Linked DNA regions of Mus musculus: all the other regions are linked to region 5. A link is a loop called in an ENCODE intact Hi-C map of the cell type or tissue named here. Cell type or tissue: left cerebral cortex. All regions are shown on one strand. Region 1 has its middle 150 kb from the start of Alcam. Region 2 has its middle 260 kb from the start of Gm32431. Region 3 has its middle 320 kb from the start of Gm25723. Region 4 has its middle 110 kb from the start of Gm32597. Region 5 holds the start of Alcam (activated leukocyte cell adhesion molecule). Region 6 has its middle 59 kb from the start of 1700116B05Rik.

Region 1 (5,000 bases), 150 kb after region 5:
TAGCCTCGGTAATCATGTCAGGCCTGGGGACTTCCCCTGTGGGAGCTGGATTCCACGTTGGACCTGTCGCTAGACCTTCTTTTCTTCAGGCGCCTCTCCATTTCCATCCCTCCAGTTCTTTCAGACAGGAACAATTATGGGTCAGAATTTTGTCACTGCTTTTATATATCATAGGAGTTGATGCTTTAAGGCTGAAAACAATTGGCACCATTATCTTCAGATACAAGCATTGACACATTTGATGTGAGAAATAAAAGGTAAAGCTAGAAAGGAAATAAAGTGATGGGGAGAGAAATGGTGGGATATTTGCAGAGGAAAGGAATGGCCATGGTATATTTGGTCCATGTTCTTAATGATTTCATACCTAATTGGCAGCTGGCATGCCTGCCCTGCTTCTGATGGGGACAGTCATCAGCACCCACAGGTGCCTCTCTCACAGCAGGTGAAGCTGACTCCCTCATTTTTGCTCTAGCTCTTCCTCCACATGATCTTTCTCTGAAGAAAGATTGCAGTCCTCCCACCCCAGTGTAGAAGGAGGGTCTCCTGACAAAGGTTTGCCATACATTTTTATACTAATTTGGATAGATTTCATGTTGTCATCACATAATGGAGGCAAGGAGAGCCAAAATGAGTGAAAATTTGAGCAGTCAGCAAACCCTCCGGTGCTCAGTTCTTAACATTTATGAGATGAAGCCATTTTCTGCATCCCCTCTGACCTGATACAGTGTCATGAATTTAGATTATATGTCAATTATCTGAATTTACTTCCCTGTGTGCTCTCCATTGAATATGAATGTGAATTTTAATTTAAAACTTTCTTTTTTTATGCACAAGAAGACTTCCCATAAGAGCTATGCTGTAACCACCATTCTGGGCTATTTCGTACGCACCAAACATCTTGTCTTTCCAAGGTCGCCTGTTGCACTCCTTCACTGGAAATGAAGTGGGATGTATGGTTCTGGTTAATCAAATTTCATGCTTGGCTGCCTCCATCTTATGGCCTCTTTGCTAATTGATCAAGTTTTCAATTAAAATCTTCCATCTTTGTTTTAGTCCTTTGTTAAGGTTTTTACTCCATTAGATGATTTCACGAGATGGAAGCTGCTGCAAGTCTCTATTAGCATCCTATTTGATGTGGCCCGTGCAGAGCAGCTAGGAACTGGAAGAACACTGTCTTGTTTCTTGTTGACATCATCCTGCTTCTCAGGGTGAATTGTTTTTCCTTGGACTCTTTGCTGCATTCAGAGTTAAGCATTTTGAACTATTTGTCTAGGGGCGGATTAATTCAGTGCGTTTGTTACCAGGTTGTTTGTTTCGGAGCCCTCTTTGTGCACTTTTCAGCAGTCTAGCTCAGTAGCAATTAAGCAAATTAGGAAGGATAGCCTCTCAAGCAGCAAGAAAAAAAATGGCTGTAGTTAATAAATGGAAAGTGTGTGATGCTTGCTTTTAGGTAGGGTGCTTCTCTGTGAAGTCCTTCTAATGAGCTTTAGAATTACTTGATTACCAACCCATTTTATTGTTTCTATAGATCAGTTAGTGCTAACACATCAAACATATGTAGCTGCACACCTTACTGATTATCCTCATTTATACTTGATAAGGAAATCTTCACCTCCAAAACTTCAGTCAATCAATTCTGCCTTGAAATTCACTAATGTATAGTGGATTCAAATATAGTAGTTATTAAGATCAATACTTATAAAAATGGAAAATGTAGTGACTAGATCCATATAAATAAAATTTGCACGTTGAAAAAAAATAATCCTTAATTTGAAAATGAGGGAAAACCGACAGTGTCAGCCCCAAGGGAGAAAGTCAGACACTGCTTCATCGAGGACTTTTGTAACGCATCACAGGCAGGATTAACTGTTTACTGTTTAGAGCTTTCAGAATTTGAAAATCTCAGTTTATGATAATCTCCCAGTAAAGTGTGAGAAGACCCAGAAAATATTCCCTTTCAAGAGGAAAACTTACTTTAACTTGTATTTCTGTATCTTAAATCCCCTGGTGTTGAGAGTGGACCTGAGTTTCTTGCCATTTGTCCTGAAGCCTGCAGTTGTTGCTGGAGACTTAGGTTTAGGGGACCATTACGTTTTACAATGAACAATAATTTTAGTTAAAATTTATTCCTTTTTAGCTCCTTTAGTTGACATGTGATGTGATGTTTTGCTTGTTTCATGGATCAAAAAAATGTCAAAGATAAAATTTTTAATGGCAGATATGACTAGTATGCATGGTGTGTGTGCTAATAAGCACATTAAACCTCCATGAAAATTTGAAAGGAAAAACATCAACTTGTGAGAAATATTTTGAGCCATGTTCAGCATGCACAGTCAACACTATGAGAATTGTAGGCCAGTGTGCACTTGGTGGTGTTTTCTGGAAAGGACATAGAAATTGTTTAAAGAGGAATCTTGGGAACTATTTTAAAACATCCCTGTATTTTCAGAAGACAATATACTGGAAAAAAAAGTAACATTTCCCCAAGAGTATGACTTCCTATTTTATAAAAATAGTTTTAATTCTGCAGAAATAAAACCCTTTAACTATTCTAGTGGTTGCTTGTCTTATAAAACTCAGTTTGTTTAAAAAAATGTATGATGTATTGTAGGTGATACAATTTGAAATCTACCATATCATATATTCAAAACCAATTTTATCTAAGAATACAAACTTTCAGAGGGATAAGTATCCTCTGCAATATTCCATTGTTTCTAAGACAGGTGTTCTCACTCTGAGGGATTAGATGGATCACTTGGGGAGACTTCTTAAGGCTCATATCAACAGACTTTCAGCATTACCTAGAAAATTATATTATTACAAGATCTCCCAAGTTCCCCACATTCCTTATCACTCTGGTGAAGAAAACTCATAAATCCTCTACAGGCAATTCTTACAAAGGTCCTCTGAATGTACAAGAAAATAAAAACAAACAAATAAAAAGCAGATGGTTTTAATAGGTTAAGATGTTGGCTTCTGAGAAAGATGTTGAATTTTACTCAAGATTTCATAACCACAGAGAACTCTCTTACTGATTATGGATTACATAGCCCAGACTGTGGAGTGCCTCTTCTTACAGCTCATTTCCTAGCTGAAGTTTGACAGTTGAGGAGTGTTTACATATGGACAGTTCACTTCCTTCATGAAAGTAGTAATTGTTAACTTACCCATGCTTTAGTGATGGGCCTGCACTCATGCACATAAAGACAACATTGATTGAACTCAATGAGTTATGAAAATAGGACATGAAGTTTGGAGTGGGACATGGCAGGGGTCAAAAAATTGAAGGAGACCTGGGAGTGTCTATGACCATAAAAATTGTATACCTGTACAAGATTCTCAATGAATAGATGAAAAATATATGTACCATATTTGACTTTGTGTGTGCACATATGTGTGCAGAGGTAGCATTTCTGGAAATGTGATAATGGCTCGTCATTATAGACTATAGACCCCACTTCAATGATTTTGACAACATTATTTATTAGTCTAGGTTTTGGTAGTTAATCAGTGTTTTTATTTTTAGTTGTCTAAGTATAAATTTAAGACAAGTAAGACTTCAACATGCACATAGCCCAACTGATGAGTTTATCATAATTAACAAAAAAACGAGATGTTGTCCAAATATGCTTTCCAGTCTATGCAATGACACATGGCTGATGGTGAATGGTATTACTAGCATTTGCAGGGTCTTTTATATTATAAAATTTTTATTTTCTATATATGGGTATTCTGCATGAATGAACATCTGTACCCACTTGTAGCCAGTACCTACAGAGGTCAGATAGAACACCTGAAACTAGAGTACCAGATAGTAGTGAAACACCATGTGGATGCTGGAAATCAAATCTGGGTCCTTCGAAAGAGCAGCCAGGGTTTTGCATTTATAAAGCAATGCCTTACACTTATTTGGCCACACACTATGTAACAAGCCCCATTTTAAAGAAGGGAGTCAGTACTCACTGGAGATCATAGATAACTACTCTAATGAAATCATAACACAGCACATTATGATTCCAAAGCCTTTGTCTTTCTACTGCATGCAACTGCCTGCTATATTATTTCTACCCAGAACACTTTACAAGTTATGAATTTAGAAGAATACTGCAGACTTTTCTCCAGAGTTTTATTCCCAATATACTATCACATCATCTCTCAACATCCTAAAGGAGTGAGTACTAACATCAATATTTTACAATTGAAAATGCAGTGTTTTAGAAGTTCTTTTAAATCCAGACTCTTTCTGAAATTTGGAGAAGGCTCACCTTATATAAGATCACACTTTCTTGTTTACTACAAAAGGAATATATGATGTATGATAGGTGTTATAGGAAGAACAATAATTGTAATACTAAGATAATTGTGCTCAAAAACTGATCATGTAACTCTATGTCTTTCTTTATCTAAAACTAAGTTATGCAATAAATTTCCTGCATCTACCTATCTATCATGTATCTATCATCTATTTCTATCTGTAGTATTTTAAATGTCTTAATGTGATCCTATTTTACAACAACATACTAGAGAAATGACATTTATAGAGATTTTCCATTTTAAAAAGACAAATTCAATTGAGAGAGAATTTTTATTTCTTAAAATTGGGACCCTTTGGAATTATATGCCATTATCTAAGGCATACATCAGAGTTTAGTTTTGGGAAACCCCAAAGAGATCAACATTCACAGAAGTTCAACGCTTTCATATAAAATGATAAAGCATCTACATGTAGTTTACACTTTTCCTCTTAAGAAACATTAAGCAACTTCAGTCTACTTAATGAGACTAGTGCAATGTAAAAATTTTAAATATTTGTTATATTGTTTTGTCTAGTGAATGCAGGCAAGAAAATGCCTGCACATGTTCAGGCACTTTCCAAAAATGTAAAACAATATTGATATAAGTTAGGGCTAATTCATGGATCTGGAACTGACATATAGGACCAGCTTACTATGCATGAATAGGTATATAACTCACCTTAAACAGGTAGATATGTAAAGTCT
Region 2 (5,000 bases), 1.1 Mb before region 5:
AAGTATTATTGTCATCAAGGGTTACAGGCTGTGTGTTTCTGCCCTGAACTATAGGAAACCCAGTATCTGGCTGGCAAACGTCTGCATGGGCACTCACTGGTCATTATCACGAGGACCAATTTTCATCTATTATTATTGCTGTTACAATGTTTCTTCCTCAGTTAGCTGCAGTTACGCCTCCAGTGTTTTTGAATGTTATTGCTTAATCTTTACTTTTTTATGAATTTAGAAATTACAAGAGAAATCAATGGAAAAGAAAGCGGTTTAGCCACTAGGTGAGGTTAGTGTCTACTTGGCCTTCTTGAGAACCACTTTTAAAACGTATAAGCTTCCACCACATACACAAATAAATTTGTACTTTGGAGAAAAGGACTTTATTCAGCATTGTTTGTGAATTGTGATACCCTCTCTTTCAACATTGCGTGCACACCATTCTCAAACAAAAACATTCTCAAACAAAAATTTCTGTGCAGTTGGTCACCATGATACTGTGGAGGGAAGAGGGGGGATAGCCTAATACTATGTTCACAAAAAAAATATGAAGCATATTTGTTCTCTAAACATTTTTGTTACTGCTGAAATATTGGAGCCACACGCTAATTTTTCCTTCCATAATAACCTCCTATAAAGTACTAGAAACTTCCAGCACTTGGTTCTTTAGAAAATGGGTACTAACAAGGTAACAAGGTTGTATTTGTTCTGTGTTGTTTTGTTGTATCTTTTAATTGTTGAGGATGCTAATCTGAAGAATGGGAAAGCATCTTCTACCCCTGGGGATGAGGCTGTTCTTAGACTGAATTTAGACTAATCAAACGCTAGAGCCAATAGCTTGTCAGAAATGCCAAGTATGCTTAGGTACTCCGATTGCCTTATATCCCCTAAATCTCTATAGTCTATGTCATACCTTAAGGTCTGCTTTTCAAATCATTAGCCAGAAAAGATTAACGAGACAAAATGTTTTAGATAGGTCCTCACCAAAATTTGTTATGGAAATATAAAAGAATACTACAGAATTCATTGTATATCATAATAATTGGACAACTTTTATTGATTTTCCTCTTGAATGGTTTCATAAATGTGTGCAATACATTCAGTTTTCCCCGTTAACACACGAGATTCAGGGAGATTGACTGATTCGTCTGTCCAGATCTACTGAAGTTGAAGCGGCTTTCCTCTATGGGCTATGCTATGATCGATTCATAATTCTCACAGATGAACTACAGTACCAGCCTAGGAAACAGTGGCCCAAGAAAGAAAAAAACACTCTAAGGAAAATTGTGATGATGAAGAGTGAAACATTTGGGAAAGAATATTCAAGTTTTCTGAAACAGAAACAGCTGGTGACATGGTTATAATATGTTATGTGAAAGTGCATAAAGGGCTCACTTACCAAAGGTAGCTAGAAGTCAAAACATACTAGATACTTCCACTGCCACCTCTAGCTATAAATTGCCTATGAGTATGGTGACCTCTGCTTTTAGGTCACCTGGAGTTGATATTTTCCATTCCTTGGGAAACACTTCCCTAAACACCTCTATTTTAGTTTGGGAGAGAGTTCCAGAAAATCACTCTGTACATCAATTCAGTCTCCCTCTTTGTCACCTGCCCTCTATAAACAACTTCCTGTTTCATATCATATCATCGCTGACTGTTATCATTGTTTGTCAAAAAAACAAAACAAAACAAAAACCAGATTTTCCTGTTTTCTCATGAGTTTAACAATCCTTCACTATGACATTTGATTCATGTCACTGTGGTCCTTGTAACTTACACTCTGAGGTCTATTTGCCATTGCTGATCCAAGTGGTGATGACTCTCAGGGAATCTGTACGATCCCTGATGGCAGACCTGAGTACAAAGGTAAATGCTGAGGATGCTCGTGCAGAGTAGAAATACCCTTCCCTTAGGTCTCTGGGACATCAGGAAAGATGTTTTACCTTTAAAGATGTACTGTTAACAGCCTCCATTCAGCTTGGACAGGACCAGCTTCCACTGTCAGAGTGTTCTCAAGCTGATGGTTTTGCCTATTTATTTATGCTTCCGGACAAAAAGAATAGATCCATAGATGTTTAGCGATTGAATTAATCATTCCATTAATGAAAACAGTTCACATTCACGTTTATTTCAAGACAATTACACACACACACACACACACACACACACACACACACACACACACAGGCCCAGATACAGAGAATGCACTTGCATCTATATTACACTTGCTTATATATAGGGAGGAGAAAGAGGAGGAGGAAGAAGAGAAGGAGGAGGAGGTTTTAAAAAATCATACTTCTTATTCTCATGTCCCTCGATAGTTTCATTAAATTGTACTATTTACAACTATAGCATGCCTAAAATATCACTTGAAAGATGTAGTATTTTGTTTTCCTCCAAACTGACGAGGAAACCAGAAGCTCTCTGGTTCCCCAGATATATTGGAGAAAATCACATTTCTTTATAACAAATGATTCTAGCAACAGAATCAGCAAACTCCAACGGTACTTAGATGTTGCTTTTTCCATACACTAGGGGGCACTCGTGATTTATTCAACGCTACTCTTAGACTTTTATTAAAAATTCAGTGTTGCCAGCAACTTTTTACCTTTGAATGGGCAGGATGGAGTAACAACCAAATGTTCAAAAGATTGCGTTTAAGCAGAGAATGGTTAAAATATAGTCTCTGTAGCACCCAGAAGGAGAGAAGTGTCTATTGTCTACCTTTTTAGGTTAATACTATTCCCATCCTGAAGTTGTACTGAGTTCAAAGTTATTACTGTGTTACAGCAGATTCGGGCTGAAATTTGTTAAAGAAGAGATAGGTGATTAAACACCACATTTGTATGTACAGTTTTTCCTGTTGACTCTTATTTTATTTTTCTTTCTTTCTTTCTTTCTTTTTTTTGGGGGGGGGGCGGGAGCTTCTGTAGAAGGACAGGGTTTTTAATGATCAAAAACACGTGTATGTAGGCTACTAGAAGAAACTAATCGGGCTCTATTCATTTAGATTTAACGAGGTGGGATAAAAAGAAGTTATAACACAAGGGCAGAACAAATACCCAAGACCTTCATCAGCAAAGTTCAAAATATTAGAGAAGAAGCCCTAATTATGTGTATAATGTGTGCTCTGAAGCTTTGACAGAGGAGGGCGAAATTAACAGCAAAGGCAGAACCCACAGAAGGAAATGGAAAGAAGCTCCAATGTTTGCTGTGAAGGCTTGAAACCAAAGAAGCTACCAATTAAAAGCACTGACAGTAATTCCATGAGGTGTGACTAAGATAGCTGAAGCAACACTAACCAGAGGTCATAGTACAATCTACTTTGCGTGTATGTTTTTTTCATCATCGGTTGTTTTTAAAAATGTGTTTCACACTTCCCTAAAGCTTAGCATTAGTTTAAAGGAAGGAAGACTACTTAAAATTTTTTTCTTTTACTCATTTAATCTTCAATCAGGTTTTCCTGCCACCCAAATGAAGCTGTTGATTCTATCTTCATGGAGCCAAGAGTGATGACTGTCTCCTGTACTTCAGGGAACACTGCCTAATAGTGGACAAGGTCAGTTGTACTTTTTGCTTTTGTGACCCCTTAAAGAAAATGAGTCACAGTAGCCTTGCAAACCTGCCTGATCTGTACCACATGCTCTCAGCTGTCACTAGTAAAGCAAAGGCGAGCTGCAGATTAGACAGACACACAGCCATATTTAGCAGACACACAGCCGTGCTAGGCTGAGTGCTTGTGGGAGATAATAACTACTCACGGCAGCGCTGCCTCCAGGTTTGTCTCCTCCTGAATCCCATGCCACCTTCTTGCTCTCTTCTAAATTAGTTTCTCCTAAGCCCAATAAGCCTCCTTTGACCTGAAGTCATTCCTTTTGCTATCTGGTTTCTACTCCTACCCAGATGACTAGATTACTTGCTGACTTCAGGCCTTTTCCTGTCAGCTTCAGGAGATAGTGGCTGTTCAATGACAGGAATGTTTATAACTGTTTGTACACATCTCCTAACCTGGAAAGAAGGATGTAGCAGCTTACATAATAGAAATTTAGAAATGTATGTATATATATATATATATATATATATATATATATATATATACACACACACACACACACATATAAAGATTTATATGTTAAAGCTATACATATGTATATATAATAAAGCTGGTTATCTATATCTATCTATATCTGTAACTGTACCTATATCTACTTGCAAACAAATTAATAACTGAAGAATGGCTTGATAGAATCAAATAGTATTAAAATTTTGAGTTATTAAGTATTTACTGCTTTCCTGTCTCCATCTGCACCTGGGAGCTAAGGCAATTCCACAACCCTCTGTACACAGGCCCTCCAGGAGAGAGCTGGTCTCCCAGGAGTGAGAGCACTCCTGTGATCAGACGTGAGATCTCTGCTTTCTCTCCAATAATTGTCCAAAGTGGGATGAGCCAGCAGTGCACAGGGCACAGGAACAGTGGAACAGCTGAGACACGATCCTTCCATACTCCATCTGCACGCAGGAGCTAAGGTTATTCCACAGCCCTCGATACCCAAACACTGTCCAGGAGAGAGTTGGTCTTGCCAGGAGTGCTGACACAGGCTTAAAGGCCCACAGGAAGGACAAGCTACAGTCAGAGACAGCAAGACCAACTAACACCAGAGATAACCAAATGGTGAAAGGCAAGAGCAAGAACCTTACCAACAGAAAACAAGGCTACTTGGCATCATCAGAACCAGTTCTCCCACCACAGCCAGTCCTGGATAACACAACACACTGGAAAAGCAAGATTTTAATTAAAAAATCACATATCATAATGCTAATAGAAGACTTTGGGAAGTACATAAATAACTTCCTTAAAGAAATGCAGGAGAACGCAGGTAAACACGTAGATGCCCTTAAAGAGGAAGCACAAAAATCCCTCGAAGGAATTACAGGAAAACACAACCAAACAGGTGAAGAAACTAAACAAAACAATCTAGGATCTAAAAATGGAAATAGAAAAAAAA
Region 3 (5,000 bases), 810 kb after region 5:
CTGTCTAAAGTAAATGCAGGACAAAAAAGAAGCAGAAAGGCCTTCCAGTGACTGTCCCGCCATGTGAAGTTCAGTAATTGATTATAAGGTGAGAAGAAGTCAAATTGAACAACACAGAATAGTGCGTAATTAGCAGGTGTCCTCAAAGCTAGAAAAATGAAATAATATTGGATTTTATATGCTACAGAGAAAGAACAATAAAGTCGTTGATAATAGTATCATCTGATTTCCTCACGAGTTCTGTATGGAGGATGCATTTATTTCCTTCACAGATTTTCTGGAAGATTTATCAAGTAGTTGTGTGTGTGTGTGTGTGTGTGTGTGTGTGTGTGTGTGTGTGTGTGTCTGTGTCTGTGTCTGTGTGTGTGTCTGTGTGTCTGTGTGTTTGTGTCTGTGTGTGTGTGTGTTTAACAAATAAGCAACCATTTTAGAAATGTCATTCTCAACATTTTTCTCAAAATTTTTTCACGAATATATATACCAATAGTCTCTTGCATCAAATGAATGTAGTCATTATGTTTACAACAGTTCTATTTTACTATGGAGAAATAGGTTTTACATTTTCAACCATATGTGATTATGTTGTTTTTTTTATTAAGTATTTTCCTCAATTATATTTCCAATGCTATCACAAAAGTCCCCCACACCTCCCCCACTCTCCTACCCACCCACTCCCACTTTTTGGCCCTGGCATTCCCCTGTACTGGGGCATATAAAGTTTGCCTGTCCAATGGGCCTCTCTTTCCAGTGATGTCCGACTAGGCCATCTTTTGATACATATGCAGCTAGAGACAAGAGCTCCAAGGTACTGGTTAGTTCATAATGTTGCACCTACAGGGGTGCAGATCTCTTTAGCTCCTTGGATACTTTCTCTAGCTCCTCCATTGGGGGCCCTGTGATCCATCCAATAGCTGACTGTGAGCATCCACTTCTGTGTTTGCTAGGCCCCGGCCTAGTCTCACTATGACTATCAAACCCATACAATTCTTCTCTGCTCTTAGTTTTCTCAATATTTCAGTTAAACAACAGGATATCTGTGAAGCCAGGAAAAACAAAACTCTAGAAATTCCCGTACTTATTTGAACTATGAAGTATGTTGCCTAGTTATTTTGTAGAATTTCATCAATATCTAATTTTAATCTTAAAATTTTTGCATAATAATAAAGCTAGATTTCAAGCAACTCTTTAATCTACAAAATTAATTAAAGAAATTGTTGAGAAGCATTAGAAATATCATTACAGTCATAGTCGGAAACTTTCATTTTCATGCATGCAAATTACTAACATTTTGTTCACAATTCACAACAAAGAAAATATGTTTAAATACTAGAACTTTACAAGTCAGGATTCTATATTTGGCATCTTTAATCACAAGAAAATCTCTAGATATTCAACCATATTATATAAGAGAAGTTTGAATAAGTTTGGTAGGACATTTGCTTAGATTAAAAGTTAATTGTACTTTGATAGGTAAAAGGAGGTTAAACTTGGGCCAATTAAAGAACATAGTCACAATACCAAGAATCTATTCGTTTCATGCTAAATATTCATTCTTCAAATTGTATTTCAAATATTGTATCTCAACTTCTTCAAATCCATATATATATTCTCAAATATTTAAAATGTTGTTAATATTTTTATGAAACATTGAACAAAAGTATATTCACCATTATAGACTTTACTGATGCTAGAATTTTATATTATAGTGACACAATGAATTATTGTGATATGTACTATTCAATGTTATTATATAATAAATTACCCAGGAACAAAGCTGTCATTTTAATGTGGATTATGTATTTTGTTGAGTCCTTGCCTCTTCTAATTGTTTTGGTAGCCATGTACCTAACAATGTCATTTTCCATAGTTTCTTCTCCTTTCTATTTGCCTTGTCCATTTTCATAATGATAAGAAATCAATTATGTTAGTTACCATAGGGTTTATATGTGTACTTGTGTTCCCATTATATTTGATATCTTACATGTATTTTGGCTACTTCCTAAGAGTTTTATTAATTTTTGTTAATTGCTCTGCTCCCAAAACAATACAATGATAGATTAATTACCTCTATGTAGGTGAGTAATTACCACCAATATATTTTAAAATGAATATAATGTTTATCTTTGGCTGCTGACTTAAAGATTAGAAGTTATTGCCTGAACTATAAAAAGTCAATTTGATTTATTTGATATAGTCAATAATATCTATTAAGATATTTGTTTTGAAAACTACATATACTTTTCATAATTTTTCCTTCTTTGTTCAGACATTTTTCCATCTCATCAAAAAGAAAAATAGTATTGGGTTTGCCACTTCATGTTTAGGAAGATCTTTAAATTAAAACAAGGGGAAGCTTTTTTAATCGTTTTATCTTATTTTTCCCTTCTTGCATATGGTTTTGTCTCCATAAATGTCTTTATGAATCGTATTGCCACCTACTGGCAGCCTCCAATATAGCAGCCATGATGCATGACTGCAACTGCTGGAAGACTTTGTAAATACTACTTTTGGAAATATAATCCAGTTCTTTCTCTAACATGTATATGACATAATGGTACAAATTACATATATATTATCTTATTCATTTCCATTAATGATGTACAGCCTTCGAGACCATTATTTTATTTAATTACATGGAACTAACTTATTTTTCAGGTCCTTTCTTCTCTGATGTTTTACTTTTAAAAAAATCTTGTTTGTTCATAAATAACAATGGGTTTTCCTTCGTTGTATTCAATAAAATGATGATTATACAAAATAATGACTTAAACGTTAATTACCTCTTGCTTTTTTTTTTACTTTATTTATTTATTTTTATTTTGAATCATCAGGAATGCATAATATTGAAACATCACCTTGGAGAAAAAAATTAAATAAAAACAATAGTTTTCCAGACAAAGATAAAATCTTAACTCCAAAATGATGAATTTTATGCATATTATTTAGAGCCATAAAAATATGAGTGTGTCTCTGAACATTTCTATGGCCATAGAAAACCCTATAGGCATGTTAGTTGAATGAATAGGTGAATAATACCTAAGTATAAACATGTATAAGAAGGAACTTACTAAAGATTGCATTGCTCTCAACACACATATGAACAATATAAATAAAACATATAAAGGGATTATATTCATCTGTAGATTTAGCCCAATAAAATCGGCACTATTTAATCAGGTAGTGAAGTTATGTAAGAAAGCAAATGGTGTGTGTGTGTGTGTGTGTGTGCGCGCGCATACGCTGCCTTCTATAATGTTTTATCATTGTATTTTATAACTCCTTTCCCTTGCCCTGATATTAAGAACTTCAAGATCATGGGTGTTATAAGAATAGTTCAAAATTATTAATTTAAAGTTTGTTTCTGAGTTGATTATTTTTTAATGTTATTCTGTCTGTGCATAAGTTCTTGGGTCTCCACTCAGACAATGGCAGAGGCCGAATGACTTAAATTTCCAAAGTGTGATTCCAACAGTTCTAGAAGCCAACAGCCCAAGATGAAGTTGTTATAATTTTGGTATCTTCTGAGGCTGACCTTCTTAACTTCTAAATAGCTTCTTGCTGGGTTCTCATCTAGTCTTTATTCTGTGTGCACATCCCTCCGATGTCTTTCTCTCTATATATTGACAACTAGCAAAATACCAGAATACATCAGTTTCTTTACTAAGTTTCTTTTATCTTATCGCCTTATTGTCCCTGTTCACAAAAAGTCAAATTCTGTGGTATTAGAAAAAAAGGTTATCAATAAATGATGAGGAGAGGATGGAATTCATTCTGCAATAAAACATGTCCAAATTCTATAAGCACTGTGATATATTTTGTATTGTATATCATATTTTCTAGAATGCAAAGAATATTATCAGATGACACAATATACATTAATAATTATAATATGATAAATATTTTCACTGATCACAGAATCAATAATGTCAGACAGTATAAAGCATATGAACTAGTTTATCTTAGTAAATTTAGAAATGAGGACCTATATGACATATTTGGAACTCTAAAACCATGTCTTTTAAATTCTTATTTTTACCATGAATAATTTTTGTGAAGTTGAGAAAGATAGATCCTGAGAGTTAAGAATTATTAAGTTGAGCCTTTTCCACGTCTGGTATAACTATCTTTTAAAGAAACTAAGTTCATAAGTCAGCTATGGTCCTTTAGTCATTTTAGAATTAACCACAAATTCATGGCCAGTGCATGACAAAGATCAAACTGTAACCCAATCCCTTCCTATACTTAAAGGCTATATTTATCTAAATTATCTCTTCATTTCTTCAGCTTAAAATCTGACATTGGATAGCATTTAGTAGACATAGTTATGTTCTACTAAATGCCCATTGTAGCATACTATATTTCATATTTCTTTGCTAAAGTACTTTTTTAGAAAGAATTGATGTTAGTAACTCTACCTTAAGACACATAGAGTAGCCTACATTGCAAAGTCTAGAGAGATGTATTTATTAGCGTCCTTTAAAAAAAAAGTCTGGGTAAGCCTTGGAAAAATTTTCATTCATTTATTCATTCATCCACATCCCAGAATGTTGCCCACTGCCCCCCCCCCTCCCTGCGCCTCCACACAGAGTTCTTCCACCTCTCCCCCTCCTCTTCACCTCTGAAAAGTTGCCTCCAACTTGGGTATGCTGCTTCCATGGTCTAGCAATCCTTCAGTCTTTGCTTCATTTTTGTCCCTGCATTTCTTTTAAACAGGAGCAATTTGGGGCCAAAGGTTTTGTATGTGGTTTGGAGTCCCTATCCCTCTACTGGGGGTTGTGCCTGACTACTGGAGGTAGTCTCTTCAGGTTTTATATCTCAAATGTTAGGTATTTCAGGTAAGATCACACACATTCAGTCCTGGGAGCCTCCCCCTCCCCCCCAGGTCTCAGGGAATTTCTAGAGGTTTCCTCCACTTCCAGCCCCCATCCCTGGCAGCTGCACATTTCTATTCATTCCTGGTCCTCTGGGACTCTCTCCTATCTCTCGAATACCTGATCCAG
Region 4 (5,000 bases), 230 kb before region 5:
ATCTTAAGGCTACAAAATCTCCCTGGTTGAAGAAACCTGTAGAGCCCATATGCCAAGTGTGAACTTACTGGGGACATTCCTAAGAAGACATTTTTGTAGGTAGAGAGACCTTGAAAGGCCCTCAGAGACTCATTATCTTCATCTCCTTGACTGTCATTTTGTCCTTAAGAGATAGGCACAGAGTGCTAGCCAGACCCAGGCATTCCTGGATTTCTAAGGGGCCACAAACAGGACTGCAAAGTTCTTACAGCATTTTTTTAGCTATACAAATTAAAATTGAAGCTTATTCTTGACATCTTGTGAGACAATCCACATTCAAGTTCTCTTTCAACTCCCCACTGAAGACACAATTAAGTTTCCTTAAGGATAGATAGATAGATAGATAGATAGATAGATAGATAGATAGATAGATGATAAGTAGATTGATAGATTGATGTATATCTATATAGAGATAATGTTAGGTAGAGTCTAACTAGCTATAAATCAAGTAATATCAGATAGTGTTAAAATTTTAGCTCAAACTAGAAGTTTCATATGGTAACAGTTTTTAGCTCCATACTTTGCTTTTGTGAATGCAACTTCAACACTTTAGTCCCCCAAAGAAATAGTATCGCTCAAATATGACTAACTTGGGAATTTGAGATGTAATAGAGTGGAGTACTTGCACTTACCCAACAGAACTCCCAGTGAACTATCATGATTGGCAAGCTTTCATGTTACATTTAGAGATAATTCATTATGAATTACCTATTAATTTCTACATCAACTGCCTGTGTGTTATCGGATGCATCGGATGAATTGGTTGAATGGAACAATTTTCTGTAATCCTGAACTACCCTCAGTTCTTGTTATTCATGGTGACTTAGAAAGATGGGCAAACTCTCCATTACTTGTTGTCTGATCTGTAAAGAAATCAAACAGTGCTGACTCTTCTTTTAAAGAACTTGGAAAACACCAAACATTGTCTTGAAGAGTTAGGAAAGAATTCTTCAAACCTAGCTAATATAATATGCCAGTGGTTCTTAACTTATGGGTTGCAATATACTGCGTATCGGGTAATTTTTTGTACATTTGACAGTTTCTCCTCCCTCCTGTCCACCCTGTCGCTTCATCTCACCCACCCTTCCCCCACACCTCCTCTCTTCCCTTCATCCATCCCCCCTCTGTCTCTTCAGAAAAGGGCCAACCTTAATGGAAATCAACCAGCCATGGCAGATCAAGTTCCAATAAGGCCAGGTACCTCCTAATCTATTAAGGCTAGAGAGGTTAACCCAGTAGGGGGAAGATAAAGGGTCCCAAAGGCAGGCAAAAGAGTCTGAGACAACTTCTCCCCCACAAGAAGATCAAGCTTTACAAGTGTAATATATTTACAGAGGGCCTAGGTGGGTCTCATGCAGGCTCCCTGGTTGCTGGTTCAATCTCTTTGAGCCTCTAAGAGCCCAGGTTCATTGATTCTGTAGGTTTTCTGGTGGGGTCCTTGACCTCTCCGCCCCCTACAATACTTTCTCCCCTTTTATGTGGGACTCCCCAAGTTCTGCCTCATGTTTGGCTGTGGTTCTCATCAGCTGCTGGGTGACTCTTCCCTAATGGCAATTGGCTAGGCACCAATCTGTAAGTAAAGCAGAATTTTATTGGGAGTCTTTCATTGCCTTTTTTTTCGAGGGGGGGCAGTCATATATTTGCATTATGTCTCCTAACGATAGTAAAAATTATAGTTATGAAGTAGCAACTAAATAATTTTGTGGTTGGGGATCACAACAACATGAGGAACTGTATTAAGGGGTCACAGCCTTAGGAAGGTTGAGAACCACTGCCATTTGGAAAGGTGTGTCGCTTTGTCCATTATGAATTGTCGCTTTAGTGTATGGTTGGCGATTCTGCTTCTAAGGGAGGAATTGGGGGAGAGTGACTTCCTCATTTGAGTCATCCCCTCCCAATCAGTCTGCACACGGCAATTTGCTCCTTAGTTGCTGCTAAACTGTGGCAGCCTGCTGTGCCTGCTGTCTTGATGCCTCAATTACAGCGGGAGAACAAGACGTTATTATCAATCACTAGATGCTGAAGCACTGACAGAGCCCCAAAAGGAAGTAAATCCAAGGAAATAGAAGGGAAGACAAGAAGACAACCGCACAGAGAGCAAGGGGGTAGGGCATGCAGGAAACAGAGATGAAATGACTTTCTGGAGGAGAGCAAAGACATGTAAAAACAAAAGCAAAAACAAATAAATCACCAAAAATACACTCCGGGATCAAATTTTATTTCCAGCAGGCACTTTTGGAAGATTTGGCACATTTGGTTAATATTGATGAACTAACCCTACAGAAACTGGGAGACACAATGTGAGGCTGTGATTTAGTTTCCACTACTCAGTAGTCACTATGTGACTAAATTGACTTTCAAGCAACAAAATGGAAAGGAATCAAGGACAGTTCAGAGAATTTGCCAGCCTCTATCCAGAGTTTTTTTGGTCTCATTCTGTCTCAATGTCTCATGCTGTCTTGGTTCATTGTCTATTGCTAATAAAACAATACAACAGGCTTGGCAAGTTTTAATATAGAGTGGCTTCATCTGCTCCATGTCCTAGAAGTGTAAATAAACAGGGAGCATTTGGGTATAGATTTTTTTTATAGGTAGTACAATGAGACGACTCAGGCACTCCTCTAAGGCAATAGGAACTCCTTTATGTCTCATCAGGGTTTCTCCCTCTTGCTAAATTATCAGCAGTAAGTAAAGGGGCTCCATTGTTCTGGCCTTATCTATTACAAATTTATTCTAAAAGGCATGCTCTCTAGCCACTGTAGTGAGGTTAAGTTTGTGTTCTAATGTCTTGAAATGAGTATTCAACATCTACATGAACTTTGGAGGGAACAAATCATATTGAAACATGAGCCAAGGGAAACATGCACCAGTGGTTCTAATGGGGGATCAAGGATGGAAGTGTGAACAGTCTTCTCATTGCAGACACTTAACACAGGGTGGCGCTGTTCAGTTACCCAGCCTCACTCACTGCCTTTGAGAAGCACTTTTCAGCACATTCCTTTCTAAAAGAATTTGAACTCCAGAATTTTCTCTTTTTTAGTGCTCCAGTTTAAGAACTATTTTTTTGTTTTGCAATATCTTTCACATCGTTGCTCTCTGCTAGCTCATAGGCAGTTAGAAATAAAAATGATAATACAAAAACAAGACAGAAACCAACTGTGGGATGTACAGACATTGAGGCCAAACAGTGTATATGTAAATGATTGACCTGCACCATAATGTTTGTTGCAGCTTGGATCTTAAATATAGCCCATGGTTCAAGTACAAAAGCCTTGGTCTTCAGCTCCCAATGGTGTTAGGAATTAGGGTCTAGTTGCAGAAGATGATTGCTCCCATGGTGCCCTGGAAAGCTTATTAGAGTCCTAGCTCCTTCCTCTCTTTCTTAATGTCTGTCTGCCATGACATGAGCACTTGTTCTCTCTTACAGTCTCTACCTCGCCATCCTGTTTATCAGCAGGTCCACAGTGCCATGGATAAGCAAGTATGGAAATTAATCTCTGAAATCATGAATCAAAAGGGGCATCTGTTACTATTAACTTGCCGTTTTCACAGGAACGGGATACTAAAAACAACAACAAAAATTAATAATAATTCCATAGATATAAAACAGATGGAATGAATAAAAATGCCATCGTATCTCCTTGGGTTCCACACTCACATATTCAAACAACTAGGAATAGAAAATATTCTTTAGGAAATTTAAATTGCATCTGTACCAACTTTGAACATGAATTTTTAATTGTCCCTTTGACCTAAATAATGTAACACAGATATTTAGATTGCATTAACATTACATTACAAACAATCTACACATTGCTTAAAATGCACAGGAGAGTCTTATGTAAGGCATTTATATGCACATTTTTATATCCACTAGGATCCTAGAAATCGTTTCCTTTAGATGCTGATGGGCAAGTATATAGTAAGCACTTATAATAGGAGTTTCTTTTAAATTATTTTTTTCTTAAGATATACTAATTGTACACACTGAGTTTTCATTATGACATTTTCATATAAGTATATGTTGATTCTATTTACTCCTCTAATTATCTTCTCTTGTTCCCCTCACTCATGCTGTTCCTCCCCCATTCCTATTAGTCTTCTTTATACTGCTATAGTTTTTGTTGTTGTTGTAGTATTTATCATTGTTGGTTTTGTAGCTAATGAGGTTTTTTTTTTTTTTAAACTGATTTACCTGAGTGTGGGTGAGAAGTTAGCAAAAGTATGAACAGTTTACCAGTTACCAGGCGTAACCTAGCAGCTACACCATTGAAGAACATCCATTCTTCTTTCTCAACAGCCATTAGCTGTCAATAGCTCTTCCGGGAAGAAGCGTTCCCCATCCATGATGGAATGTTGACTGGCCCATTTTTAAATGCTTTATCATAGCTGCTCTTTTGTTTTGATGTTTTTACTTTTAGTGCAACAGCAACACGGTGCCTACAAAGCAGTAGTTCGAAACACTCTTCCCTTTCCAGTTGGCTCACACATTCTAAATGGTCCTTCTTCCATGATCTTCTCTGAACTTTGGATAGAGTGATATGGTTGTCCCATTTGGGGCTTAAAATTGAATGGTCACTTATTCTTGGTACTTTGACTAATTATCGGTCTCTACAAGAACCCTGGCAAAGTGTGAAAGAAGCTTGCTTAGCCAAAGCAGAGGGCAGTACTAAAATATGTTCACAAGCAAAAAATATCGGAAGACAATTTGGTGAGTACAAATTATTCATCTAGAAAACAACATTGGCAACTTCTTTTGCAGAGTCTCTCTCTTGCAGGGTCTCAGACTTTCGATATTTGAACAGGCTCACAGTACCTAATATCGATATTTCTTGAGGCATAGATCTTTAGTCCAAAGAAAAAACAGTTAGTTACCCCCATTGCATTCATGCATTGGGCTAGGTCTGAAGATTGGTGAGGGTATGGGCAAGGTAGAGTCAAATGGACAGACTTACTGGGCT
Region 5 (5,000 bases):
AGCGGCTTCTGTCCTCTGGCAACTGAGACAGACTGTTAAAACTGCTCTAGGAACGAAGGGAGGCAGCCTGGAAATGGGCCCCAATGGATAGAGCTGGGTAATCCTTCACTCCCAAAGCTCTGCTCTGCAGAGGAGAGGGCACTGCAGGAGGCGCACTTCCAGCCTAGGATTCGCTGAGTCTTCAGTCACCGTGCCTTTAGAACTACAATCTTTTCCTTTAAAAGCACACTGACATTCCACGGAGAAGTTTGCACAACATCAGCGCAATCATTCCGGGGAGAAGCGAATGTGAGGGTTTGTGACTTGCGAGACCCTGCAGCAGCAGGCGCGCTCCTGCAGGAAAGCGCCCAGCTGGTGGCTTGGACCAGAGCCTGCGGGGTGCTGAAAGAACCGCCATCAGGTCTGAAAGCGGAACCTCTCCCCTCTTGGCAGTTCCGAGTGAAGCAAAACCTGTTTTTCGACGGGGCCAACTGAAAATAAATTCCAGCGCAACCGCATGAAAAGGGTAACAGCTATGTGCTGCAGTCCGGGGGTGGAAGTGTAGATGACAACCTCAGAGGCAGGTGTGAGAGGGTTAAAGCCAACACCGGAGATGGGCGTGTGGATTCCCACATTTCACAAACTGGCCCTCTTCCCATGGGTTCTAAAGTGCCCTTCCCCCATCCTATACTGGGTTTCCAGAAAAAGTGAGACTACATACACTGTGCAAGAGTAGAGGTGCCTGGTGCTCACATCCCGAGTGTTTTCGCCCTGCCCCACCTGCCTTAAAATCCAGCTCTACTCGGGCTTTAGGGTCCCCGCCCCCAGAGCCTGAGATTGGTCACTGATATTTTTTTCCCAGCCTCAGAAACAGTGAGTTGATTACCTCACCCAGAAATGTAACTTTGATATAGAGATATGGAGAATCAACCTTCTCCCACTCTGACACCCACCCCTCTCCCCAACAACACAAAGCGGCGGCTCCCAAGCCCTGGGGATCCCAGGCTCCTGTTGCCCTTACTCTCTCCTCTTCCCTGGAAGGATTCCGAGCGTTTGAATACTCCTCTGTGGCTTCAACTCGCCAACAACTGAAGGGGTGTACAGAAATAAAAGATGGGAAAAGAAAGTGAGACCTGTTTTAACCCCTCCTAAATGTAAAACTTAAAAAGAGAGAGAAGAAAAAACAGGCAGAAACCAGAATAACAAGGAGTAGTTTAACCCCCAACTATCCAGGACACAGTGGGAAATCAAAACTTCAAAGGATTAGATCCTCAGGCTCCGCAGGGAAAAGTGCCTGCCGCTTGAATGAATGACTGGGAGCGCATAGCGGGCTGGGCAGGACCAAGGAATGGCAGCCAGCAGGCCAGCTGGCGGACCACGGGCCAGGGATGTCCCCTGGGGGTGAGAAAAGGGGTTCCCCACAAGATATTCTGGTTGGTGGGAATTTTGTCGTTTTTCTTTGAGGACTCTCTGTAGAAGTGAGAACTGAGGCGCTACCACTGGGTGTGGAAACCAAGAAATCCCTCGCTTTAAGGCTCGCAAACCTGACTGCTAACCCAGTCCACGCTGCGTGACTCGGCTGCCATCAACCCTACACTAGCTACCCACTAGACAATGCAGCTTCTATTTCAGTATTATTATTATTAAAAAAAAAAAGATAGTCAAAACCCTCCTTATCCCCTGCCATTCCTCCCAGGTCTTCACATTATGACCAAGAGGAAGTTACTTAGGGGATTTATCGTGACAAAGTGCCAGCAGTTATTTCACCTCAAAGCCCAGCGAAAGGAAACTGCTCTGAGTGCAGTGAATTGTACTTTGATACCAAGAGACTGGAGGGACGGTGCGGGGGAGAGAGTTCAGCAGATCTTGCCGGGGGGGGGGGGGTCCTGCACCCTCAAGCTAAGCCTCACCCAAAGTTCCTGGAGATGTGCTTAGTTTTCAATCTCGCTGCCCAAACCTGAGCAGACCAGTCAAGCCTAAAACGTGTGACACAGGTGACTGTTCCCAGGGACAGATCTGTGTCCCCCGCGCGCCTTTATGGCTCCCATACTTTGCTAAGCACACGCTAGAGCGCACAGCCCCAGGCCTCCCGGGGAACCGCCCCCGGTCCGCAACAACCACTACAGTGGGGCTGTTCAGAGGCCAAAAGCTTACCTGGTCTGAGGACCGCGGCGGAGATCAAGAGGCAGAAAACCAGACGGCAAGAAGGGGACACCTTAGATGCCATATTCCTCCTCCTAGAAGGCCACCGACAAAGTCCACGCCGCAGGAGGGGGCGTCGTCCCCGGGCCCACGGGGCCCGCTCGCTTGTGGGTCTCGCCTTAGGGGGACAGCGACTTTTTTCCAAGACACACGGTCCCCCGGGGACTGTGGCGCTGCGCCGTCGGGTCTGTGCCACACGCAACTTTCCTCCACGCGGAACCCGCAACTCCTCCCTCCCCCCCTCCACACCCTTCCTCAGTGTCTCTGGCAGCTACTCCCAGGACGGGCGACCCTCTTATTCCAGGAGACGCTTCAGTAGTCAGTCAAGGTAGACGCGGTTTCTTTTTGGATGCTGTCTTCTAGTAGTTTCTCTTCTTGCAAAGGAGAGGATAAGAAGAGTGATGAGAGTTGCACCGTGCACGGATCACCGGGAGCAGAGAAGGGTCGGCGGGGCAGCGCCGCGGGGTCCCGACGGTGGGTCTCCTCAGGTGGCAGCCGAGGCAGAGGCTGTAGCGGCGGCAGCTGGAGCAGTGGCGGCGGCCGCGGGCTCCGGCTGCTCTGAGTGGAGGACGGGAAGGCGTGTGTAAGCTGCCTGTCTCCTCCTCCCGCTCCTCCCGCTCCTCCTGCTCCTCCCGCTCCTCTCTCCCGCCCAGCTTCCTCGGCGGCAGCGCGGAGCAGGTGGTTGGAGCGCCGATCCGCAGCCTAGAGGCGCTGCAGGACCAAGTCGGAGACTGAGCAGAGCTGGCGGCCCCTGGTGGGAGAAGAGCCTGATGCCCCAGCCCCCGCGCTCTGGTGGGCGGGGCTGACATCGACTCCGCCTCCCACAGGACACGCTGGCCAATGAAGAGCGGGATCGAGAGTAGGGGGCGTGACGGGCTGGATTCGCCAGTGTCTGGCTCTTACCAGGGGATTCTCAGCGCCCCAAAGACATAGGATCTGAGATCTTTTGCTGTCCTCCCAGCCTGGCCACATAGCTGTCTTCTTGCACTCCGAAGCCCAGTCCACTGGCTCACTCCTTAGGGATTTTTCTTCTCGACGAGGGTACCGCCTTCACCTTCTGTAGAGTTGTTGGGGCGAAGAGCTCACCTTGGGTCCTCTTGGACTAGGACTGAGGAGGTGGAAAAGATGGAGATTCTCCACCCGGAGGCTCACGGAAACAGCTACTGGTGGTTGAGAGTAATTTCCCCCACTTTGAAGAGAAGGTTACTCCTTCTCGAATTCGCCGTTCTTCTGTTCCCCTAGTCCTGGCTGGCGTACACTTTATCAAAGCAAATCATTTAATCAACTATCCAGTACCGAAAAGCAGAAGAGATTTTTGTGCTCCCCCTTCGCCCCCATCTCCTTCCCGGTGAGAATTAGGACTCTAGACCATAACACACGTCGCCACACTGATTTTCAAAACGTTCTTTAAAGAAAAAAAAAGTCACGTTTACTTTTAATTAGGTGACGATTTGAAGTTACAAAACAAAATCCAGAGTTACTCAGATTAAAAACCTACGCCTCCTGGTCCTTTCCAGAAAGCCAGGCATCCAGCAGATGGACGGGGCTTCTCAGGCAATTTCAAAAGCTTGAACCACCTCCTAGGCGTAGCATCGGGAAGCCGTGTCGCTTTCAGTTCATGCAGAAAGCATAAAGGAATATTTTCCTCTAAAACACCAGGGTGGAGCTGTTGGGACCGTAAGTGGCTCTAACTCAAGATTGCAGGATCACAACTCTTAATGCCCTCAGCATAATAAAATCCTGGTCCCTGAACCACCTCGCAAGGGCATGAAATAGTCTTTGGTGCATCACAGGGTCACCCCCTGTGTGAAGCCAGTCTCCAGCAGGGAATGCTAACTAGCCTCACGGGACTTTGTCTTCAAAAGATTGGGAACCACCAGCTACTTGCAAGTGGATATGGGGGGTGTCTAAGTGTGCAGGCAGAAGCTTCGTACAGACACACACACACACACACACACACACACACACACACGAATGCGCAAGCGCACAGACAAACACAGACACGGATCTTTGAATCCCTTTCCTTTCGTGCTTGAAATTATTAAACTCTGTCTTCAGCTGTGATTTTCCCCCCAGCGCCTCCCTGTCTTGTTCTCCTCGCTTTTACAGTATTGTAGGATAGATCTCTTATATTTTTCCTCCGAAAATCCTTTTTCCCACATGGTTTTAACATTTACATTTCATTTGCATCTTATGAATCAACAGGAAGGCTAAATGCTAGGGGCAAATGCCTGTTAACTCTGCATTTGGTGCACAGAGCTAAACTGCTGGCACGCTCATGGGAACCTACAAGATTCCTTTAGGGAATTTTTCTTCAAACTGCAGCCAGCCTAAAATAGAGTGTTTGGGAATAAATCACTCTAATTGTGTTTCTTCTGAATCTTCAGATTATCTGACTATTTTGAGGTGAAACCTAACATAGCATATCGTTGCTAAATAAATAAATAAATAAATGGCAAAGATGGCATGTCAGATCCTGGCTTTTACAGTGTCTGACGAGCATATCTAAGCCTCTCTAAGCCCCACTCACTATCTTCACTTTTGAAAGGGGATATCCGTTGTTGAGGACTCATTGGATTGATTATTCTGAGTAAATGAGATCTCCTAGGTCACTGGCCAGCCACAGCAGCAGGTGCTGGCCTTTTGGGAAATGGAACCTAGAGAAAACACTGATTTGCACTCGGTGAGTGACCTTGCTCAAAAGTCAACCTCTCACAATTAAATTGTGATGGCGCGTTAGCAAACCACTGTTCAAGGCACATCAAAATAAAAGAAAAATTACAGACATTAGCATGCACCTCATCCTAAGCACAATTCTA
Region 6 (5,000 bases), 1.6 Mb before region 5:
AAGCCTCCTGCTGCACGAATATTTTAGTGTGATTGGACAGGGAAAATCCTGTCACATGCACTTGCCATTACGTTTTATATTTAAAAAAAAATTGGCATAGGTGCAATATGCAACACTGCATTGGGGAGCAGAAACATAGACTATGATTGTTTATTAGGGGAAAACCAACTTAATCATTTGGCTTCTGTTTGGTATCATATGCTAAATAGCGAGGCAAAAATAAATACCCTTCACATATCTGCATTAAATATTGTCTTAGAATACTGTTAACATAACACAGCAATAAAGAAGGAAGTATTTCCCTAAGGAGCATTTCAGAGACGTTTCTACAAGCTTGCTTTTCCTTGCTAGGGTTTCATTCATTTAGCTTTATGGTTTCCAGAGTTCTGGAGTCTTGCTTCCTTCTCCAGCTTTTGCCTGGTCTTTATTTGTGTTATAGCTAATAGTTGTCCTCTTATCTATTTTCAAAGCTTCCCCATTTCATATTGTTCCTTTGTGAGATAGCTCTGACCCTGCTATACCGGAGGCTAGATGATGGGGGGAGGGGGGGGTTACAGCAGTTTTGTACAAGAGAATATAATTTCTATGCAATCTCTATCTTCACACCTGAACATTGATATAGACTCCTAAAAATGGTGTAAGATCCTTACCTCATGTATGTTTAAAAGTCTCTTTTAGAGTGGCCACACACACAAAAAAAATCATGAAGATATGGGAAAGCTGTTTTGAAGAGCTGTTCTAAATTTTCCCTGAACATGCCATTTTAAAACTTATAAAAGACAGAAAACTGTCACCGATTCAGCTTGGGTTTGATGTTTGTCCTCTGTCTTTTTTTGTCATGTTACCCCGGAGTCCTTGGCTTTAACAAGGCCCACTTTTCCCAAGATATGATCGTGCAGACTGCAGGTGCCCTGTAGCTCTGATTCCCCAGAGTTCCACGACAGCTCTGGTCGCTGGATGCCTGTGACACAGGCGAAGCTGAGTCCACAACTCCGGAGAGAATGCTGATTCCTGGATGGGTGACAAGGCATGCCGAGCCTTTGGGGACAGCTGAAGCAGGACTATACAAATGAAGGACAGCCCTGCTGTGGAAGGACAGGGAGGAAGCAGATGTGAGGGCAAGATTCAGGTGACAACCTGGACATTGGAGACACGGGGCACTACGGAACGGGGAGGGAAATCAGCTGGCATTTGACAGTCTGTGCAGAGGCGAGACCTGAGTGGAGGTGGTAGACACGGAGGCTTTCAAAGATTTCTGACCTTCTGCCTGCCAGCTTGGAATTAAATTTCTTGATGGAGCGGGAGGAGGGCAGCGGTGGAAGAGGCAGCTGCCAAGAGATTCCTGACCTGGCAACAGGAAAAAGGGATGCTGCTGCCGCCACCCGAGGTGCAGGGGCCAGGTACCGGTAGTCGGTAGATACGACACAAAGGACTCGGTGCCCTAGTTTGAACTGCTTGAGTGGTCTGGGGTGGCTTTTCTGAAGACAGTAGAAATTGTACAGCAATATAAGGGACAATATTGTGAAATTTAATGGTTTTTGGATCGAGCTTTTAGGTTGGCATATGGAAACAGTGAGCTTTGTCCTGTCCAAGAAGCATTATAATCCATTGTGGTAAGATTGATGATACTTACAAAAAGTGACATCAATATTGTCATCTTTTCAATTAAAAAAACAAAAAACAAACCAAACAAACAAAAAACACAACAACAACAACAACAACAACAACAACAACAACAACAACAACAACAACAACAACAACAACAACAACAACAACAACCAGCGATCTTGGGATTCAGTTACAGCCTCCTCTGTGCGGAAGACTTTTTTCCCAGGTGCTAGTACCAGTGGCTGGGCAAACACGGCTGGTTTTGGCAGGCAGTGCTGTTGCCTATGTCACAAAAATCCACTAGATGGCGCTGTTACTCAGGGCTTTGTGTTAGAGAAGCAGGGCTGTGCCTTTTGTGCCAAGGGGAAAACCAACTTCAGGAGAGGTGGATAATACTGTGTGGATTTGAATAAGACCTTTTCACCTGGCATTTTTATCGAAAAACAGAGACTCCGTATGTTGTGGTATTTGGTTGCTATTTCCCTTTCTGATTTTGAGCAGAAGCGACTGAATTAAATGTCTTCTCATGGCACTAAAGCAGCCCAGCTTTTATCCTCACATTCTTAATTGTCCCTCGCAATATCGCTTTTCAGCGGTATAATGAGGGTCGTGTCTTAGAAAATTTAGAAAATCACTGTACTCTGTGTGCTATATGTGGACTCCAAATGTTTCTCACGGTCTCTCTTCCAAGCCCCAGAGAACTTCAAAATGTCGTTTCTAATTTCTTTAGGGAAAATGTTGTAACGCTAACTTTAACCAGCAATAGACTCTGAGATTCATGCTCCAGCCCGAGGACAAATGTTGCTATGCATGTCATGTTGTTAAGATGCTAGACACACTCACTTGTTTTCCTGTTTAATTTATGTTTTCCCTGATTAACCATTGGATGCAAGTATAGAGTGAAGTTTTTGGTGATTTACATAAAATTAAAACAATAAAAATGCATTTATAAGTAAGTGTTTCTTGAAACATAGTTATAAGATTTAAGTGAACATACTAGACTACAAATCATAATCGGTAATAAGGAATGGCAAGAGTATTACATCAAAATTAAAATATCGTATACAATATATATTAAAAACAGAATCGGGGGCCAGTGAGATGAATCCTTGGGTAGAGGCCCTTACTGCGATATCTCAGAATCTGAACTACTCCTGGAGTCCATGACGTAGAGGAGGCATTAACTCCTGCCAGTCGTCCTCTGATATCTCATACTGTGCCACATGCATGCACACACGTGTGCACATATGCAAATACAAAAACATATTTTAAAATCAAATTAAGGCTGTAATTGAATGGGTGGTATAAAGTAAGTTAAGCCATTCATATATATATATATTTGAGCCTCATATATAACCACTTAACATTTGTGTCCAACAGTGCCAGAGCCAGCTGACCTCAGAACTAGGACTACATCAATCTGCTCTCTCCTCAGCTGTCACACCTCAGGATTTAGAGCTACAGAGCCCCGGAACTCTAGCCGAGTGCCAGCATCCACTAAGGGCTCATGCCAACTTTCTCTGACTCACGTGGGGATGAGAGGTTCCACAGCAAAGCTGCCGTACATCTTGAGACTTCGGGGATCGTTTACTACTTCCTCCTTTTTCTCCATCTCCTTTCCCACCCGTTTTTAAATTTTCTTTGCTTTCCTTCTCCGTCCTTCAGTTCCCTTTCTAGTCCCCCCCTTTCTGCCTGACTCCCTGTTCTGTTTCCCAGATGTGCGGCAATCACGTTAGAGAGACGCATGGTCACTTCTCTACTCCTCTCCAGTCACTCATAGCAAATGGCTGCCAGCCATGCAGCTTTGGACAGCACATGCTTCCAATTCGCTGTAGCTGGGGTGGTCAGAAGTGTGAAGAACCCGTCCCCGACCTTTCCCAGTTTCAGGGCCATGCTCCCTCTACAGCATCAGTTCACAACCTGTGGGTCACAACTTCTTTGGGCGGTTGAATGACCTTTCCACAGGGGTCTCCTAAGACCATCAGAGAACACAGATACTTACATTAAGATGCGTAACAATAGTAAAATTGCAGTTATGAAGTGGCAACGAAATGATTTTATGGCTGGGGTCACCACAACATAGGGTATTAGAGGATCGCGGCATTAAGAAGGTTGAGAACCGTTGCTCTATACATTCCTGGAGGACTTCATTCTTTGTGGGACCGAGGTCCAGAGCCTTCTTCCTGGCATCCTTTTGCTCCCCTCCTCTCCCTTCAAAGCCAGCACTGTAGCATCCCGAAAGGTCTTTCTTGATGAGAGCACAGCATCATCTGCCTTCCATGTCACAGTTCCCTCTGCCCACCTCTTGGGACAATTTGACTACATTTAGGATCCACTTAAATAATGTGAGTTAGCATCTCTTCAAGATCCTTCACCCAGTCACACCTACAAAGTTCCCTTTGCTGTGGAAGTTAACATTAAACCTTCCAGGGACCAGACCTTGTTGTGTCTTTGGATACATCCCTGAAGCTATCCAGATTTCAGTTTTCTTACCAAATGGTGTTATTTTTATTTATTCATTTAAAAAAATTTTTTTTCAGACAGAGCTTTTAAAGTGTTTAACACAGTGCCTGGCAAAGAGTGACCATTCTAAACTAATTTAAGTGCTAATAAAACTATCTATGATGAAGTCTAGTCACCATAAAGAACATCTAGTTTTTCATCTCCCATTAACCTTTATGGTATCATGGTGGGATCTCCATTCTCTACCGAATTCTTATGCAAAGTCAGTAGACTCCTAAGCTGCTCTGTTTAAAGGCCAGTCCTTGAATTCCCTTTTAGAAGTGTTGATTCTCTCTTCCCACTCTCTTTAAAGCCAATCTTATCATTGTGTTCTCCTTTAGTGTGTGTGCCTTAAACTCTAGAATATCCTGGAATATTTGATAGATGGTAATTAGTCAGAGTGGCATGCAAAAGTAACTGTGGAGCCTGGGCCATATTTTACAGTAATTTGAAGGTCTTGGATTCAAGGATTTGGGTACTGATTTCAAGAACAATGAAATAACATGGGAAAGTTTTGCATTGTTGTGCCTCCATTTGGGCTACTTTGCAAAAATATGATACACATTCCATCTATCATATAAATGACAGAACATTGTTTCTTACATGTCTGGAAGCTGGGGTTCTGTGACCAGGCTGCTCCTGTGGTTGACTTTCTTTTGTGGCCACACATAATAGGGAAAGGCTGAGGAATAAGGGCACCACTTCCAATCCACGAACCTACCCTCATGACAGCTTCTTCCCTCTCCAGAGCCTGTCTCCTAATTTCATCGCTTCGGTGGTTACAGATACAGCAGATAGATTGTGGCGCTCCAGTTCATTGTGGTGGTGTCATCAGGGAAGGCCAGTCCTCTTTCTTGTCTGAAAGATCTACACCTGGTAAACTCTTCCTT

The links. Hi-C counts contacts between places; a loop is a spot of excess contacts. Peaks named below come from ENCODE experiments on the same cell type or tissue, not always from the same donor. Only the 100,000 strongest peaks of a DNase experiment are listed, where the experiment ranks them.
Region 1: it touches region 5 in a loop (2.2-fold over the local background); 2 of 42 quality-filtered maps call a loop at or near these places.
Region 2: a loop joins it to region 5, with 4 times the contacts of the local background. A loop is called at or near these places in 3 of 42 quality-filtered maps.
Region 3: it touches region 5 in a loop (9-fold over the local background); 11 of 42 quality-filtered maps call a loop at or near these places.
Region 4: a loop joins it to region 5, with 2.5 times the contacts of the local background. A loop is called at or near these places in 5 of 42 quality-filtered maps.
Region 6: it touches region 5 in a loop (6-fold over the local background); 2 of 42 quality-filtered maps call a loop at or near these places.

Annotation. Positions count from the first base shown.
Region 1 is chr16:52,600,298-52,605,297 of GRCm38, forward strand. No RefSeq gene overlaps it. Among named protein-coding and RNA genes, the nearest start is that of Alcam, 150 kb to the left of the region's middle. In left cerebral cortex, no CTCF peak of the experiment used is centred here; no DNase peak of the experiment used is centred here.
Region 2 is chr16:51,313,212-51,318,211 of GRCm38, forward strand. No RefSeq gene overlaps it. Among named protein-coding and RNA genes, the nearest start is that of Gm32431, 260 kb to the left of the region's middle. In left cerebral cortex, a CTCF peak has its summit at 2,534 (motif pointing right); DNase peaks (open chromatin) are centred at 2,543 and 3,691.
Region 3 is chr16:53,263,877-53,268,876 of GRCm38, forward strand. No RefSeq gene overlaps it. Among named protein-coding and RNA genes, the nearest start is that of Gm25723, 320 kb to the left of the region's middle. In left cerebral cortex, a CTCF peak has its summit at 2,448 (motif pointing left); a DNase peak (open chromatin) is centred at 2,440.
Region 4 is chr16:52,216,257-52,221,256 of GRCm38, forward strand. No RefSeq gene overlaps it. Among named protein-coding and RNA genes, the nearest start is that of Gm32597, 110 kb to the right of the region's middle. In left cerebral cortex, a CTCF peak has its summit at 2,972 (motif pointing right); a DNase peak (open chromatin) is centred at 2,966.
Region 5 is chr16:52,450,260-52,455,259 of GRCm38, forward strand. Alcam (activated leukocyte cell adhesion molecule) reads right to left here and starts at 2,822. Exons shown (of 16, transcript NM_009655.3): 1 at 2,134-2,822. The coding sequence starts at 2,206. In left cerebral cortex, CTCF peaks have their summits at 114, 1,362, 2,904 (motif pointing left) and 3,840; DNase peaks (open chromatin) are centred at 170, 367, 554, 1,375 and 7 more places; H3K4me3 peaks cover 4,602 bases; H3K27ac peaks cover 4,297 bases.
Region 6 is chr16:50,839,981-50,844,980 of GRCm38, forward strand. No RefSeq gene overlaps it. Among named protein-coding and RNA genes, the nearest start is that of 1700116B05Rik, 59 kb to the left of the region's middle. In left cerebral cortex, a CTCF peak has its summit at 1,922 (motif pointing right); DNase peaks (open chromatin) are centred at 1,014, 1,201, 1,928 and 3,104; H3K4me3 peaks cover 575 bases; H3K27ac peaks cover 527 bases.